Linked DNA regions of Mus musculus: region 1 is linked to region 2. The links are chromatin loops, found by intact Hi-C in ENCODE. Cell type or tissue: left cerebral cortex. All regions are shown on one strand. Each heading gives the region's core, and the rest is flanking DNA. Links, peaks and the distances in the headings are about the cores only.

Region 1 (8,428 bases), core at 255-8,254, 480 kb before region 2:
TGGCTTCATTTTGTATCTATTGTGAATAGTGTAGGATATACAAGGATCTTTTTTTTGGTATGTTGACTCAGTTCTTCAGTTTTATAATCAAGAGGGGTTCGTCTGGGTCACATGTTAGTTCTATTCTATAGTGATTGCACAAGTATACATTCCCAGTGGGTAGTGAATAAAGGTTAATTTCCCCCTGCATCCTGGCCAATGTTTGCTTTCTCGATGATAGCCATTTTGATTGACATGAGATGGGTTCTCAAAGTGGTTTTAATTTGCATTCCTTGATAGTTAAGAATGTTGAACACTTTTTCTTCTTTTACGGATGATCTGCTTAATTTATTAGTTTGTTTATTGGTTGGATGATTTGGTTTGTTCAATAGCTTCCTAGGTAGAGTGTATAGGGAAGAACTATATTTATTACTTTAATAGATTTTGCTGTGACTGTATCTGTCATCAAAACTGCCAGCCACACGTGGCTCTTGAGGATGTGAAATGCAGCTGGTTCAAACAGAGTAGAATTACTAATTTTACTTAGTTTTATGGAACTGAAATTGAAGTAGCTGTGTAGTATTAGTAGCTACTGGGTGATACAAGAAACTGGAGGTCCCCATTAGCTGACACTGTTTCTCAATCCTCCTAACTTGAATTGAACTGGATTATCCTGACATTGAGCTGCTGTTCAAAATTGCTATCATGGCAAGCTTGAGCAACCCAGGTATGCCCTTACCTTTATTATCTCATCAAGTTCCTCAAGAGTGAGCTGAGGTATGGTAAGAGAGTCTGCAGACATACTCAGAGAGGCACCCACAACTTCCATCTGTTCCTTCACTCTCTCATGTTGTTTCTGATGGAAGGAAAACAAAGGAGAGAGGACATTATTGTCCACCATAGAAAAAAACTGAAGGAAAAAAATTACATGATCATCCATTGGATGTAGAAAACACCTTTGACAAACATTTTGACAAATATCCATTCCTGATGAAAGTCCTGGAGAGATTAGGGATACAAGAGACATTGCCACATAAGGAAGGCAGTTAACAGCAAGTCCATAGCCAACATCAACCTGAATGGAGAGGAACTTAAAGTAATTCTACAAAAATCAGGACCAAGATAAAGTTGTTCAATCTCTATATGTATTCAGTATAGGACTTGAAGTTCTAGTTAGAGCAATAAAACAACTGAAGGAGATCAAGGGGATTGAAACTGGAAAGGAAAAAGTCCAAGTTACCTTTATTTGCAGATGATATGATTAAAAACATGAGACCCTAAAAATTTCACTGGTTAGCACCCACAGCTGATAAGCACTTTCAGCAAAATAGTTGGATAAAAAATTTAACTCACAAAAAATCAGTAGCCATCATGTAAATAAACAACAAATGGACTGACAAAGAAATCAGGGAAACAATACCCTTCACAATAGCCTCAAATAATATAAAATATCATGGGATAACTCTAATTAAACAAGTGAAAGACTTGTATGATTAAAAAAGGAATAATTTTAAGAGATTGAAGAAAGAAGTTGAAGAAATTAGAAGATGGAAAGGTCTTCCATGTTCATGGATTGCTAGGATTAATAAAGCAAAAAGGACATATTACCAAAAGCAATGTATAGATTCAATGCAATTCTCATCAAAATTCTAACACAATTTTTCACAGACCTTGTAAGGACAATTTTCAGCTACATATGGAAACACACACACACACACACACACACACACACCCCTAAGATAGCTAAACAGTCCAGAAGAAAACCTGCTAGAATAATCAATATCCCTGATCTCAAATTATACTGTGGAGCTGAAGAGATAAAAAGAGACGAAGAGTAACTGGAATGGGAGGAACAAGTGGGGCAGGAAGGGAGGATGAGGATGAGGGAGGGAATATAAGAAGAGACAGCTAAAGATCAGGAGCCATATAAGCGGGCTGTATGGAAACCTAATACAGTAGAAGATTCCATACTATGAAGACCATCTAAATGAAATTGTCCAATAATGGGGAGATAGAGCCACAACTGAACATCTTTTGTCACTAAATGAAAATTCCAGTATCAGGAATCAGGTCCATCTTATTGAGTTGTAGGCCAAAGGCGTCCCATGAGAAACACCTAAAATCCACATTGTTGCCATGACAATAGGTAGCTCTTCTTAAATTGATTGGAAGGACCCATTGTTGAAAACAATACAACTCACTGAATGTGGAGAACTTGAGCTGGTGCCTAGATAGGGCCTTCACCCTACATGCTAGTGCCTTTGGTACAAGTAAGTTTATGCTATCAAAAGAGAAGCATAAACATCAACCCAGCCACAAACCCACTGATCTATATTTGTGTCCTGCCTATAAGATTTGCTAGTATAATAGTGGCACAGAGCTTGTGGGAGCAACCAACCAATATCTGATTTGACTTAAGGCCCATTGCATGAGTTGGAACCCATATCTGACACTGCTTGGGTGATACCTGAGGTTTGATAGTTCAGAGACTTAGGGGAAGACCAAATATTGCTATTCTATTAAGAGAACACAGCCGTACAGTGACTCCTAATGATATTGTGCTGTACTCATAGCTCAGTGCCTTGCTCAGACATCATCAGAGAAGCTTCCTCCTGCATCAGACAGGCACACATACAGAGAGGCCCACAGCCAGACAATATGCAGACCTTGGAACACTCATCTCTAAACAGGATGCTTCTATCAGATCTCTCCTTTAGGGGATCAGGGAACCTTAAGGAAGAGGAGGCAGAAAGAGTATAAGAGCCAGAGGGGATGGAGGACAGCAAGGAAACAAAGCCCTGTAAATCAACACGATTGCAGGAATTCACAGACACAGAGGCGCTGTGCACAGGGCCTGTACTATTCTGCACCAGACATGCTCTGAGGGCTGCAAGGAGAAAAGGACACGAGCCCTCATCCTTAACCCAGAAGCCTTCTCCAATTGATAACTACTGTAAATGAAAATTCTGTTTTCTCCAAGGGAGTCTCACTGAGGAAACAAACTACTCTCATGGGTAGGCTGTATGTTCAGCAGTTAGATGGCCAGCAGAAAAAACCTCCACCACATCTTTAGAGGTTCCTTGCCTCATGTTATGTCAGGGTTTTCCTTTAATATTAAAAAAAACCTTAATATATATGTTATATATGAAATTATAACACACACACACATTTACCCTACATGTTCTTTGTGTATATATTATGGTGAGCGAGTGGGTCTCTGCGTCTATATTTGTTTCTTGAGTTCCTTTCCTTTGGTTTGTTTTGCCCTATCCTAATGTTAGTTTTTGTTTATCTTATTATATCATATTCTAATCTTATTAGTATCCCTTAGAAGTCAGTTTGCTTTCTAGTGAGAGACCAAAAGGGAATGGATCCATAAGGAAGGGGACTTGGGGAGGAACTTTGAGGGGTTGTGGGAGGGGGAACCATAACTGACATATATTATGTGAGGGAAAGATTGTTTTCAGTAAGAGAAAAAAATATTTTGCCCAAATTCTTAAGTTTGGGGCTAGGGATACTGTTCAGTAGCAGAACGTGTTCTGACAATGCATAAGGCCATGGATTTGATGCCAGCTCTACAATTAATTACTTAAAGGAATTGAAATTGGGCAGTATAATTTCACGAAAAAGTTCAAAAATCATATTCTAAAGCACAGAATCAAATTCCAATAAGGTTTCACTTATTCAAATTTGTTAAAAGAAAGACTGATATATAGCTGAAATACTAGGTTTTAATTAAATTAATTAAATTAATACCTAGTATTTGGAAGAAATTAAAATTTCATAGCATTTAAACATGGAGACATAGACAAAAGAGTGTGAGTAGTAGTGTTTAGTCGTTTGAGAGTCTAATTAGTGTTGGAAAGAGTATTGATCAAGAACAACCAGTATTCACAAACAGGATCTGGATTACATAGCAGGTGGGGGTACTCCATGTCCCTGTTTATACCCATTTGTTGACAAATAAAACTGATGCATTCGAGACATCACATTAGATCTTGGGAAGACAGAATTCATGTACAGCAGGAGCAGTGCTCTTTGGGTGCTTATGATTTTAGTAGGGATAGACAAAATGTGAACCACAGGTGTACACATGCCCATACACATGCACACACACATGCACACACACATGCATACACATGCATGTATGCATGCATGCACAGACACACACACACAGAGGATACACAACTACACATTCAGTAATACCTATGAAACTGGATCATAGACTATACCCTAAATGTATTAAAGATGATTACAGTGCTACAGTTCATGGCTGTATCAGTATAGAAGAGGGAGGCGCTCCTTCTGATGGTCATTTTCTTAGCCTGGGCTTTAGAAGAATGATCGGAATTTGTCTGCCAACCTGATATGTATAAATAACCGAACATGTTTCTCATAGCAGGACTGTATTGTGTGTGCACCCATATGTGTCTATACATGGGAGTGACATGTGAGGGTGGGTGGTTTCCATAGTTTCCACAGAATTTTCAGTAGATGTAAGAATAGAAGGATGTAAGAGCTTTAGTAAGAAAGACATGCTATGTAATGAGTCACTTAGCCTAGATCAAGGACAGGACAGGACAGAATTAGATAAGGAACTGGGCACAACCACGTGAGCAAAGGAAAAAGGAGGGGAAACAACATGGCCTTCATATCTGGGAGGCAGCTTTTGTATAGGTGTCTGGACACACTGTGGAAACTGTCTGGCAAATGCTGACCATTAGCTCGGAAGCAGCAGCAGCAGGACAGACAGAAGAAGCTTGAAATGCTGTGTGCCCTGCTGTTCTTTTCCTAAACTTCTGCTCATGCTGCTCATTTGTACTTAGTAGAAGAATTTGTTTAACCGAGCTAAAAGAGGCCTCCCATCTGCCTGAAATCACGGAAACGCCAAATTCCTCATATCTATGTCCATGAGGGTTTTCTAAAAATGTGCATAAGAAAATTTTAATTAAGAGCTAGACTGGCATGCATTTACTTTTAGAACTGAAGTCGCTTTGCACAGGCAACATTGTTCATTTACTGCTTATGACAAAGTCCTGACACATGTCAGTATTTGCCAACAGCTGGTCATGCATGCCTCTGCTTTAGTCTTCAGCCCATTGTATGCCACTCCTATTGGTTATGGAGATCATAGATCCCTAAAAATAAGTCAGTGGAGAATTAAGCATGGTAACTCACCACATACTAGAATGTATTCTCTAGTAAAGGTGCATACAGAAGACAAAGCCCTTGCTGAGATTGACAGCTCACAGTTGGAAAAGAGAACCCCTTAGGGTTTGCTACTACATCAAGGCAGATCTTAGCTTCTTTTGTCCTGTAATAAAATCTTCCTTCTATGGCTAAGGGGACAGTTCTGTGTTTGGGTCTCTTAAGTCCTTGTCTGGCAGGGTGTGGTCTGGGCTAATAACTTCCCCTATTCATAAAGAACTCTCCACATTGAACAGTTTGGAAGTCTTCATTAGTGAGCCCCTAGCAGAGTTGCTATGATAGTCATTTCTTATACAAGTTTCATCATATTTCTGCTTAATGTATATATGCTAGCTTGCAATCTATTACACATTTGTTAGTGTGTAATGGTTAACATCATTTGAAAGCTCTATTTAAAAAAAATACTGAATAAGAGTTTGCTTCTGTTTAAAAAAATGTGATGAGGACAAGATATATACATTAGGATATTAATGTATTAAGGGGCAATGATGATTGAAAATCTCATCATTGGACCAAGTTTAAGTTGATCTTATTGATGATAAAATACTCAAATAAACTGATGGATTTGATACTGGCCATTTCTATTTGTCTATGTTGTTTCCTTAGCCTAAGTTTTACAAACATGTCCAAGTTTACTTGTGTCATCTCTATGAGGATGGTTGTTCACTGGTGGTGGTGGGGACAAGTGTTGTATGGAGTGGACACATGGTCAGCACTTCCCAGCCCTGTGGGTGTGGGAATCAGAGAAAGATAGGCAGAGAAAGATGCTATGGACTTTCTAAGTACCACTCAAGCTATGGTGGTACTTAGAATTTTCCTCACCTTTTTGTGTTTGTATGGTTTTAGCTTGAGTTTAACCAGCTTCCTCTATAGCTGCTCTCAGTGGCCTATGACAATTCCTTTCCAAAATTTATACCTTTCTAAAGCCTGTAAATATCCAAAAGACAGTTCTGGGTAGATGTATGTTTCTTGAATAGTCCTTTTCTGTCTGGAGAAAGCAGTATAGTCTCATGTAGGAGTATATGCACTAATAGAATCTCACTCTTACCTAAGCAAAGACTAAACATTTATTTATCACTGTTCAACTTAATTTAAGGCACAGATATGGTTGTGACTTACAATAGCAAAAAAAGCAACCATATTTAAAATATGAGTGTTTAGGTATAGCAACATTTAAAGTTTTTAATGTCAGCCACTTTTTCTTGGTATAAGTTTAGTTTGTCTATGCCTGACATGCGTTCACAGTTGCTGCCCACTGTACCTCATGGTCCCGCTGCTTGAAAGTGATGGCTCTATTCATGTCTTCTGCATCCCTGACATGGTCGAGGGCCTGGTTAATGGATTCCTGGAGGTCGGACAGCTTAGCGTTGTAGTCGTCCAGCTGCTCCAGCACCACGGGGAATAAAGAGCGGGTGTCATTGTGCAGCCGCTGCCAGTTCTCAGCTTGGCTCAGCACTGAGGAGAAATGGAGACAAACTTAGTCTGGGCTCCTGCATTTCACAAAGTAGAGAAAAATTCAGTCCCTGTCTGCTTCAGTGATTGAGATAGGAGAGAGGTTCACAAAAGAAGCCCCAGCGTTTCCAGTTAAGGGAGAGATGCTTTCCTGCTGGATTTAGGAACTCCTGACAAATCAACTAAAGGAAGGGCTTGATAGCTTTTCCAAGAGGATTATACTTTCTGCAAAATCTAGGCTGTTATACCTTTCTGTTTACTACCCAGATTACCATAGTTTTATCTTATAAAGGAAAACTGGATATGCTTATGGTTATTCCTATGAAAAAGAACCAATGTTTTCTAGTCAGTGACGGAACAAGCATCTATGCTGTTTCTAACACTTGTTTTTACCACTTTACCCCACTGTTTCCTGTCAGTTAAGGTTTTGGGTGGAATAAAGATTAAATAGCAACAACAGAATATTCTTAAAGTCTCTTTCTTGGCTCATAGGCACATTTATTGATTAGGTACCATAATTCTTGGTCCCCCCATTCTCAACAGGGAATGACAGTCTGTCCTGTTAAAGCTTACCCTTCCTTTCCTTAGCATGGGGAAACTATACAAGTTCCCGACTCAGTAAAGTAAATGTTTAAAATCCACTTATTTACTTCAAGAAACTAAGAGAGAGAAGTAAATGGTCTTTTTTTTCCATAGGGCAGTCTGGTTAAATTTCAAAATAGTCAAGGAGCTTGGGAACATCTAGCTCTGATGGTGGAGCTCCAGCTGGCCTGACTGGCCTGAAATTCTCCTGTCGTTCTCCCTGTGGTATGACTTTATTTGTTGTTACAATAAACCTTTATGCCAATAGCCGCCTTCTCTGGTATCCACAATAACTGATAACAAAGGTTGATGGGGCAGCATCTGTTGGAAGATGTCTTGTGCCCTTTAACCTTTGCAGCTCCATCGATTCCCCAACAATCTAATAAAGCTCTCAGACCCCTTCTTATAGTGGATTTTTAAATGTGTAAAATAAAATACATAAAACTTAAAAGTGACAATAATATAAGTAAAAATAGCTAACATATAAATTCAAACTAATAACTTTTCAATTTATGTTTTTACTAATTTATCAATCAATCTCTATTAATTATTAATATCTAGCAATGGATGTATTAACTGTAATTATGAGGTATGAATGGAAGTATATGAAATATCAGCAACTGCTGAAATCTGATATGAATATCTGTAATTTCCTCTGTTGAATGTATAGATTCTTTGCAACTTTTCTCACTGAGAATATAACCAATTTTATTCTGAATCCAGGCTGGTCCTGACCAAGAGAACAAATGTGATATGACTGAGTTCCAATTCCAGGCTTAAAGAGCCCCAGAACTTCCTATTCTTTCCCTCTCAGCACATTCCCCTGCCATGTGACCAAGTCCAGGCCATTCTCCATGAGATAAAGACTCTACATGGAGGGAGAGGTCCAGCTTGCCTGACTAGTCCTAGCACGAGGTCCACATGAGTGTATTTCACTTATGCCACATAGAACAGAGCTCAGCATGAAGACTGAGGGTAGCCGAATAACCACCCCATAAAATCAGGATCAAATATAGTTATAGTTTAAAATGAATCTGCCCAGGGTATATTGGCAGGTAGCAATGCTGTGCTCTATAGTGACCAGCGCAGGCACCTAACACTATTTGTGTACTTTGGTGTTTACACTTTTCATTAAGGCCATGCCACATTTCTATTGGAGATTAAAACTTACTAAAACTCGGGGCCATCAGAACATCAACACTGTTGA
Region 2 (8,428 bases), core at 131-8,130:
TAATTCAGAGTATTTATTGAAGCTAAATCTTCATAGTTCACACAATACATTTTATCTTTCATTACTTATGATCTTAGAATAATTGCATAAAGGAAAAGCTACTAGTGGAACTTACATTGAAAAAAACTCTAATATTTTGAGTTTCTTCATTTTGTGATCAATGATTGAGCAATTATTCATGTTTTTAATAAAAAACAGAGCCATCCTTTTTTTTTCTCTTGTGCCGCCAATAGTATTAAACATCGTGATTTGACAACTTAAATATAATAGACAGGGAAGTGTCTTGAGTGCTACTTAGGCATCTTTAACACATATAACAGATGATGTCTCAGTGAAAGGCAGGGTCTGGTGACTTCAAATGTTTATAAGAGGATGAAAGTGTGGCAGATGAGCAGTTAGTAGGACAGCCCCCAGTGGTGTTGAGAGCACATTGATAATTAGCCATGTGTATTTCCTGCTGCCCTTCCATGTCTCTCCTTAGCAACATTTGTTTCTATGCTGATCATTTCCTGATGAAGTAAGTCTTGAAAATGCAGTTACTTAACATCTCTACTAGCAGAACATTCACAAGTAGAACTCACTCTAATATATGTCAGTTTATATAACTGATCATTGATCACCTCTCCATGCCCATCACCCTGGACAGAACATTACAACTGAGAGAAATATTATAGACAACAGGGTCACAGAGCCCAAACAATGTGCGATACAGTTCAGTAGTATGCTTTTCTTTACAATTTACTATACTGTGTTGTGTAATTTTGCAACTCTGTCCTTGGGAAATACACTGGGTTAATTACTGTATTGCCAAGCAAAAGGCCTGCTTAGATTAATGTGACCAAACAAAGTTTCTAACAGCCATAAATTAAGCTAAATTAAAAGCTAAATTAACTGGCTTAGCCAGGCTTTTAAATATGGATGGTTTTAGAAGCTAACTTTTCCACATAGTTTACTGAACTTACATTTTTCTTCTTGTTGGTTTTGTACATTGTCTCCAGTGTAAGAACTTATTTCGAGCAAAATGTGATTGTAAACAGATGTTTTAATGCTCTCTTTAAACCATCAGGTGGTGAAACGAATCTAAGACAAGACTTTATGCCAAAATCAAGCTTCTCCATTTTGAGGAGTTATTCATTAACACAGTTTTACAAATTCCAACTAATGGTGCCCAAGATATCTAGAATTTTACATGTTGTTAAAGGAGATGCCTAAAAATGCAAGCGATAATTAAAAACGAGTGTTTGCATGTAACTGTTTTTTCTCAGTTTAATGTGCCACTGTGATTAAAAGAAATTGTTGGAAAGAAATAAAACTCTGGTTTTCTCTGGGGTCAGAGTTTTTATAGTTCTGTTTTGCCAGGTCTTAAGGAATAAGGGAAGTATCAAAACCACAGAGAACAATTTGAAGAAGAGTCATAATTTGGCAAAGCGGTCAAAGCACTTTTCTATTGTTACGAAAATGGGACTAATAAATGCAAGATTTTAAGATACTCTTGGGTAACAATGTTGCAGCTATGGGATAGGGGTCAATTTAAAAATCAATAAGGATCTTAGCTTTGTGAGGCAGTGCAGGGATGAATTGAAAAGGGCAACCACTGGAGTTTAAACGCCTCCTTTGTGATCACAAACTTCACTTCTGTGTGATGTTCAAATATTACTGATTGTCTCTAAACTTGAAAAATGAGAAAAATTTCAGAAGGCATCAAACTGAATTGTTGTGGAATATTTCTAGTATAGTGCTATATACATTGGAATTCAATACAATTTAGCCATTTTAATATGAGAGTAGAGTCTATATTTTGTGATTTCCCTCTAAGCCTTTTAGGGATACTCAAAGCCATCCTAAAACAAGAGCAATAGAACTTGGTGGAAACGAGCAATATCTTTCACATTTTGAACCTCTTATGTAATATTACCAGTGTTAAGATTTTGAAAGTATATAACTGTTTTGGGGATTACTATATACTCAGGTTGGTCATCAATTGTGTTTGGCGATATTCTGCTTTTACAATTTCTTGTCAACTCAAGAGAACTTTCAAGAGTGTCCTTTGATGTTTTAGTCTATATTACTTCTTTGAAAATATTTGCCTGTCTCTGAATACTTTACTTTTGCAGTGATCAAGATTCTCTCTTTTTAAAGAATTGGGTCTGATGTGATGGTCAAAGGGGGAAAAATTGTTTTTCCTTAGCTATTGAAGTTTTCTGAGTGTGTTTACTGTAAGTAATGAACTTTAATTACTTTTGCCATTACAGCTGATTTGATCGAATTTTCCACTGACTGCACAAAACATCTGCCCTACTGGGACCATGCATAGTCTCTGATCTGGGTAAAATATGCTCTTAAAATATAGTAACATCTGCAGTCCATTAATTTCTAAAGCAATAAGCAAGTTGTGTTTCCAAAAGGGATAAGCCAAATTTGTGCTTGGGAATTTTCTTTCCTTGCTTTCTATCTGAGTGACTTTAAACTGCCCATGCCTCTTTGCTTTGTTTTACTTCTACCTATTGCCAAATGGCATAACATTTGATTTGATGTTTTATTGTATTCTTGATATATTAACTTTTCTCAGAGATAAGAAACATGATCAGGAGAGGGGCTTCTTTTTTATTCCACTGACATCAGGATGTTCTTACTGACTGCTTAAGTGCTGAGTGGACTTCTCTTTTTCTTTTCTTTTCTTTTCTTTTCTTTTCTTTTCTTTTCTTTTCTTTTCTTTTCTTTTCTTTTCTTTTTTTTTCTTTTCTTTTCTTTTCTTTCTTTTTTTTGGACAAAGGCACTTTAATGTAGATTTCTTTGAAGACTAAGCATAAGGTTTTTAAAAGGTGGGAAATCATCTAGGAGTACATGAAGCTTTTAATTTTGTCTGAAAGCAACACAAAAGACTATCATTATCGGTATTATCTTTTTTGCTGTGATGCATCTCTGGTATAAAGTCTTGAGGTCATTCTCTGTGGCCTTAAGCTTCAGAGAAAACAGATAAAGTGTAAGGGATAGAACAGTGCTGCTGGACAGAAGTTAGTAAAAAACAGTGATGCTATGAGCATATCATGCAGACCTTGAAGCTATAATGTTATTTACTAGGGTTTATTTAATGTTTCTCAATTAGAAATTCTTGGCATTCCAATTTACAATTATTTTTGATTTTTATTTTCACTAATCTGTGGTTAATATACAAAGAAATATGTTTTGTTGTGACATTGTCACACATGTGAGATTATACTTTATAACCACGTCTCCTCCATAGCCATCTTCCTTTCTCTCTTACTGATACTCTTCTCTTGGCTCCTCAGATTCTTGGCAACCCTTCACCCCTTTTCAGACCTCTTCTTTTCCACACTACTTGCCACTCCATACAAACACATACATTTTAAATCTAATGATGCATATGAGGCAAAATGGGAAATATGCTATATTTGTCTCTCTAGGTCTAGGTTAGAGAATAGCACCCAGTCTATGTTCCCATTAGAAAACCTGGCTGCAGAATCAGTTCATGTCTTTCTGGCTTCCTCCAGTTTGGAGGTGTGTGTTAGGCACAAGACAAGGTGATGCTTCCCACTCCCAAGCCTGTTTCTCCAGCCTCTGTTTCTCACTCAGGACATCACATTGTGAGCTTCAGATGAAAATAGCTAGAAGATATAGGGGCTGCTTCACCATGTATGTATGTGTGTGAGAGAGTATGTGAATGTGTGTATGAGTGTGAGTGTGAATGAGTGTGTATGTAATTGTGGGAGTGTGTGTGTTTGTGCATATGACTGTGTGTAACAGTGTGTGTGAGTGTGTAAGTATGCAAGTATGTGTGTGTGCATGTGCATGTAAGTCTGAGAATGTCTAAGTACATGTGATTGTGTGTTAGTGTGTGAGAATGTGTGTATTTGTATGTGTGTATGAATATTTGTGTGAGTGTTAGTGTGTGAGAGTTTGTGTGAGTGTGTGTGTTTGTATGTGTGTGTAAGTGAGTATATATAAGAGAATATGTGAGAAAATATGTGTGTGAGAGTTTGTGTGTGTGTGTTTGTGTGTGTGTGTTTGTGTGTGTGTATTTGCGTATGTGTGAAAGAAAGTATGAGAAAGTATGTGTGTGAGTTTGTGTGAGTTTTTGTGAATGTGTGTGAGTGTGTGTTTGTATGTGTGTTTAGGTATGTGTGTATGTGAGTATGTATGAGAGAAAGTGCGTGTGTGAGTGTATAAAAATTTTCAGGCTTACATATGTTTCAACAACCCTATTAAACCCTCCCAACAGTATCTACTAAACAGATTATGCAAGACACACATGTTTCTAGTTACAGAGATCCCCTATGTCAGTGAAAGTGAACATCCTTTAGGAAGGATTATTGTGTTTCTTTGGCATGGGCTCAACTCCATATTTTGTCTAGTTCTACATTCAGCCAGTTGAAGCATTTATAGCTACACTTATATATGTATGACATATATGCATATATGAAACTGTATGCTGGAAAGCAGTTGTTCAACTCAACTTACCAGATGATTTTAATTACAATAACAACAACAACAGCAACAAGTAGCACTGTCTTTGTGAGAAATGAGAGGTTATCCAGAGTGGGCTAGCGAAACCTCACTGGAGGATGACATGCATAAGAACTGGAGAACCATCAAGGTTCAAGGAAGGATTGAACTGGCCTGTCAAAATGTTCTCTGAGAAGACGTTCAGCAGTTAGAGCAACCTGGATACTGAAAGGAAATAATGGTGGTCATTATCAATTTGGGACCTGCTGAATACACGTGGTTAGATTCATACTAAGGATTCATTTTCCAGAACCTGTAGCAAATACGGATGAGAACACACTGTGGAGAGGGGATGAAGTTCTTGAGGTGACCTGAGGGGGTTCCTGTACCATTGTTGCACATCTTAAGTGCATTTTAAGGACCCTAAAATGTCCACCATGTGTTCCTTTCCTGTGGCAGATATACAGAGTGTGACAGGAAATCCATTTCTTTTCCTGTAGATGCTAAATTCATTACCTTAACACAAGATTCAGTCTTACTCTTTGCACTTGCTGCCATAGCAACCAGTTCCAGGCATTTTTTTTTCTTTCTATTTTTCCTTCCACTGAAAGCAGAGTAGTTAAATGTAGCAGTGAGGACAGTATCCATTTAAACATTTAAAGGCACATAACATAGTTATGCCACAGGGTTTTCTATATTGCCTTCACTGTAATTATATTTTTCATAAATCTCTAACCACATTACAGACCATTTCACCAGAAACAAGAAGATTCTATCATTTTTAAGATATTTTCATGAAAACAAATCCTTTGCTCTATTTCAAATTTACTCACAGTAATAAGAGTTGTTTAAACTCTTAAAATACATGTAATATATAAATATATATATATATTTACAATGGATATATTTATAACTATAATATATAAAACACAATGTGCATGTAATACATATATGCATGTACATATGTACATATATGTAAATATATGCATATAGGTAATTACACATATGTATTACATATCTTTATGTGTATATAATATATGTGAATGTGATACATATGTGAACATATACATATATGTATACATACATGTACATATGCATATTATTTTGTATTATATATTTTATATATATTTGCTATATATATTTTTTTCTTCCAAAGGAATTCTCTCTAGAGATGTACTTGTTATCAGGGTCATCCTGGACAAGAAGTAAGTTTAAGTGATCTAAGTGGCATATAGCTGCTATATAGCTCTGAATAATGTATTAAAATTTATAAATTCACCATGATTATAGACTTACTGATTTCCATAGTAAAAGGAGAATAATTATAGAAAATAAAACAAGTTTTGGGATAAAAATAAAGTGTTAAAATGATAGCTGATGAGAAAGAGAAAGATTATCTGGTAGGTTTACTTGAGTGCTAGGGAGACTATAGTTTTGAAGACACAATGTATGATATATTCACACATATCCAAAGGAGGATTATGGGTATCCATACATCATGGTCAGAGAGGATATCCTTTCTGTGGGAATTACCAGGTGTGCCACCAGTAGGGTGCTGACTGAACAGCAGCAGTCATCTAGAATGTTGTCTTCACAGCTCATACTATCAAATGCATTTACTTTAGCTTTGGCTATTTATTAATATTTAAATATAGTATTCATAAATGATGCCGAGGTTCAAGACTAGTCTAAAAAGGAACACCAATAGGTTTGAACATTTTAAAACATCTATATTCCAGAGATTAAAGAATGAGCACTGATTTACAAGGGGTTTTATTGTTTTGTTTTTTATTTGAAGCTCTTCTATCTCCCTCATGCTCATTCTTACCTTACTTTACATCAATGATAGCTTGCATTTGGCAGTTAACTAAATTTCCCTTCTATTCATAGGCCTGAAATAAGCCCCGGTCTACACAGAAAGACACCATGATCGCAGATTTTGATTTAATTATTCTTTGTTCATTAGGTATATTGTCAGAGGATTTTCCTTGTCTAATTACATTAGTATAGAGGAGGCCTGTGATTGAACAGAAAAAAGAGAGGTGAAGCTAAGAGTTGCTGGGAGAAGGGGAGAGCTTCTCAGAGTGGAGGCAGGGATGTGGGGAGAAGAACCATGGCCCCAGATGTGTACCAGAGTGGCATTTCCAGCCACAAGTAGCTGGATTTCACAAGGTTAGAAATATTGGGATAAAGCTTTTATCATTATAAATTAGCTTTGAAATTACTGTATTGGCATCTTGTAAATTGTGATTTTATTGATATATAAATCTGATTGGTTAATTATGCTTTAAGAGTCTTGATTCTTCCAGGTGAGATGGCTGATGGTGGGGTGTGTGGAACATTGAGTGGAAGCAAGAGGAACTCAGGGCTTCACCTGAGAGATGGCCGAGCAGGGGCTGGAGAGTTGGTCCGAAGTTTGCAGGTCAATTTTTAATATTTCTCACAACAGTACATTAGATTTCTTGTTAAATATTGTTGTATTAATCACTCATTAAATTAGAGTTGAAGTCATAGCGATACATTTTTTAAAGATAGGCTCCTGTCTATCTTTATTATACAAAATGCATGTGGGTGTCTGGGAAATCAATAGGATGGCATTGGATCCCCTGGAACTGGATTTTAAGTGATGTGCACTGCCATATATGAACCAGGAACTGGATCCTGATGCTGTGAGGGAGTATATATTCTTAACCACTAAGCCATCACTCCAGCCTCCTCAGTAATGGATTTTCGTAACACACTGCTATATGCAAACCAAATATACACTCATTGATCAATGAAGATTTCATCTGAAATAGCATAGTAGGCGATAAGAGCAGGAAGAATGAAATAGATTACGAAGATAGAAAATCCAAGAAAATAATAGGTGTAAACTCAGAAACAGCAAACACTCAAAGAACAACAGACTAGGAAGATAACCTTGGGAATTTAGGAAGTATCTAATCCAGGGTGTCTAAACGGTAGTATCTTAGAGACCTGGTCTAACACAGGAATCAGAACAAGATTTCAGTCATATGCCTGAACTATGCTAGCAGGCGCTGAATGATCTATTTATAACTAATTTAGTGGGGATGGGATTTGACATATAACACATAGAATACTCAGGAATTGTTTGAGGTAGAAAAGAATAATGGCAAGAGAAAGACTTTATAGTCCATGAGAACTGCAAGAGCTAACTAAGGAACTCATCAGAAAGAGTGATTCACGAGCCGCTGCTTGATCAGACAGGACATGTGTGAAAGTAGCCATTTAAGAAACTGGATGAGGATACTGCCTTCTGCAAGAATGCTCATGAGTTAGTGTCAGGGAGCATGGAATGGTGAGTAAAGAAATTACATCAGTATTTTAAAAAATGATAAAGCTGTGTAAGTAATCAGGTGATAACTTAAAAGTCACCATTTTGTAATAAGTAAAAAGAAAATTTGTCTGTAGTTGATTTGTTTTGTTTTCTTTGAAAAGCACCAAATCCAGTTTTATTTATTTATTTTTGTGTTTGTTTTGTTTTGTTTTACCTGGAGAAATAAGGTGGTCACAAGGATTCTACCATGTGGAATGTCATTTTTTATATCAGAGGGCATTATTTGTTTGGGTTCACTGTTTATGTTTCAGGATGTTGATAAGGAAATGATTAAAATATTTGGAAACTCAGTTTATGGTCGTAAAGAGCAATGGACATAATACACATCTTTTTGGATTTTCAGTGATCAAAAAAACCCAAAAAACAAACAGAAAACAAAACCAAACAATTAATCAAACAAACAAAAATCCCAAACTATTAAGAATCTCAAGACCAAGAGGTTTGAGAACTGCTGATGTTTACAAGCTATGAATGTACTCTTATTCATCAGTGTGGATAATTCCTGTGGGCCTCTCTAAAGCTGGATACATACACAATGGAGAAGGTCTAAGAAGGCACATTGTGACCTGTGAGTGAGTGATCCTGGTGATAAAACTAAGGTTTTTA

Evidence for each region. Peaks named below come from ENCODE experiments on the same cell type or tissue, not always from the same donor. Only the 100,000 strongest peaks of a DNase experiment are listed, where the experiment ranks them.
Region 1: a loop joins it to region 2, with 3 times the contacts of the local background. A loop is called at or near these places in 2 of 42 quality-filtered maps.

Annotation. Positions count from the first base shown.
Region 1 is chr10:39,046,148-39,054,575 of GRCm38, reverse strand. It overlaps Lama4 (laminin, alpha 4), which reads right to left. Exons shown (of 38, transcript NM_010681.4): 11 at 6,449-6,642; 12 at 719-835. Among named protein-coding and RNA genes, the nearest start is that of Fam229b, 84 kb to the left of the region's middle. In left cerebral cortex, for the core only: no CTCF peak of the experiment used is centred there; DNase peaks (open chromatin) are centred at 4,525, 4,792 and 6,556; H3K27ac peaks cover 716 bases.
Region 2 is chr10:38,569,849-38,578,276 of GRCm38, reverse strand. No RefSeq gene overlaps it. Among named protein-coding and RNA genes, the nearest start is that of Gm22911, 41 kb to the left of the region's middle. In left cerebral cortex, for the core only: no CTCF peak of the experiment used is centred there; DNase peaks (open chromatin) are centred at 4,361 and 5,021; H3K27ac peaks cover 869 bases.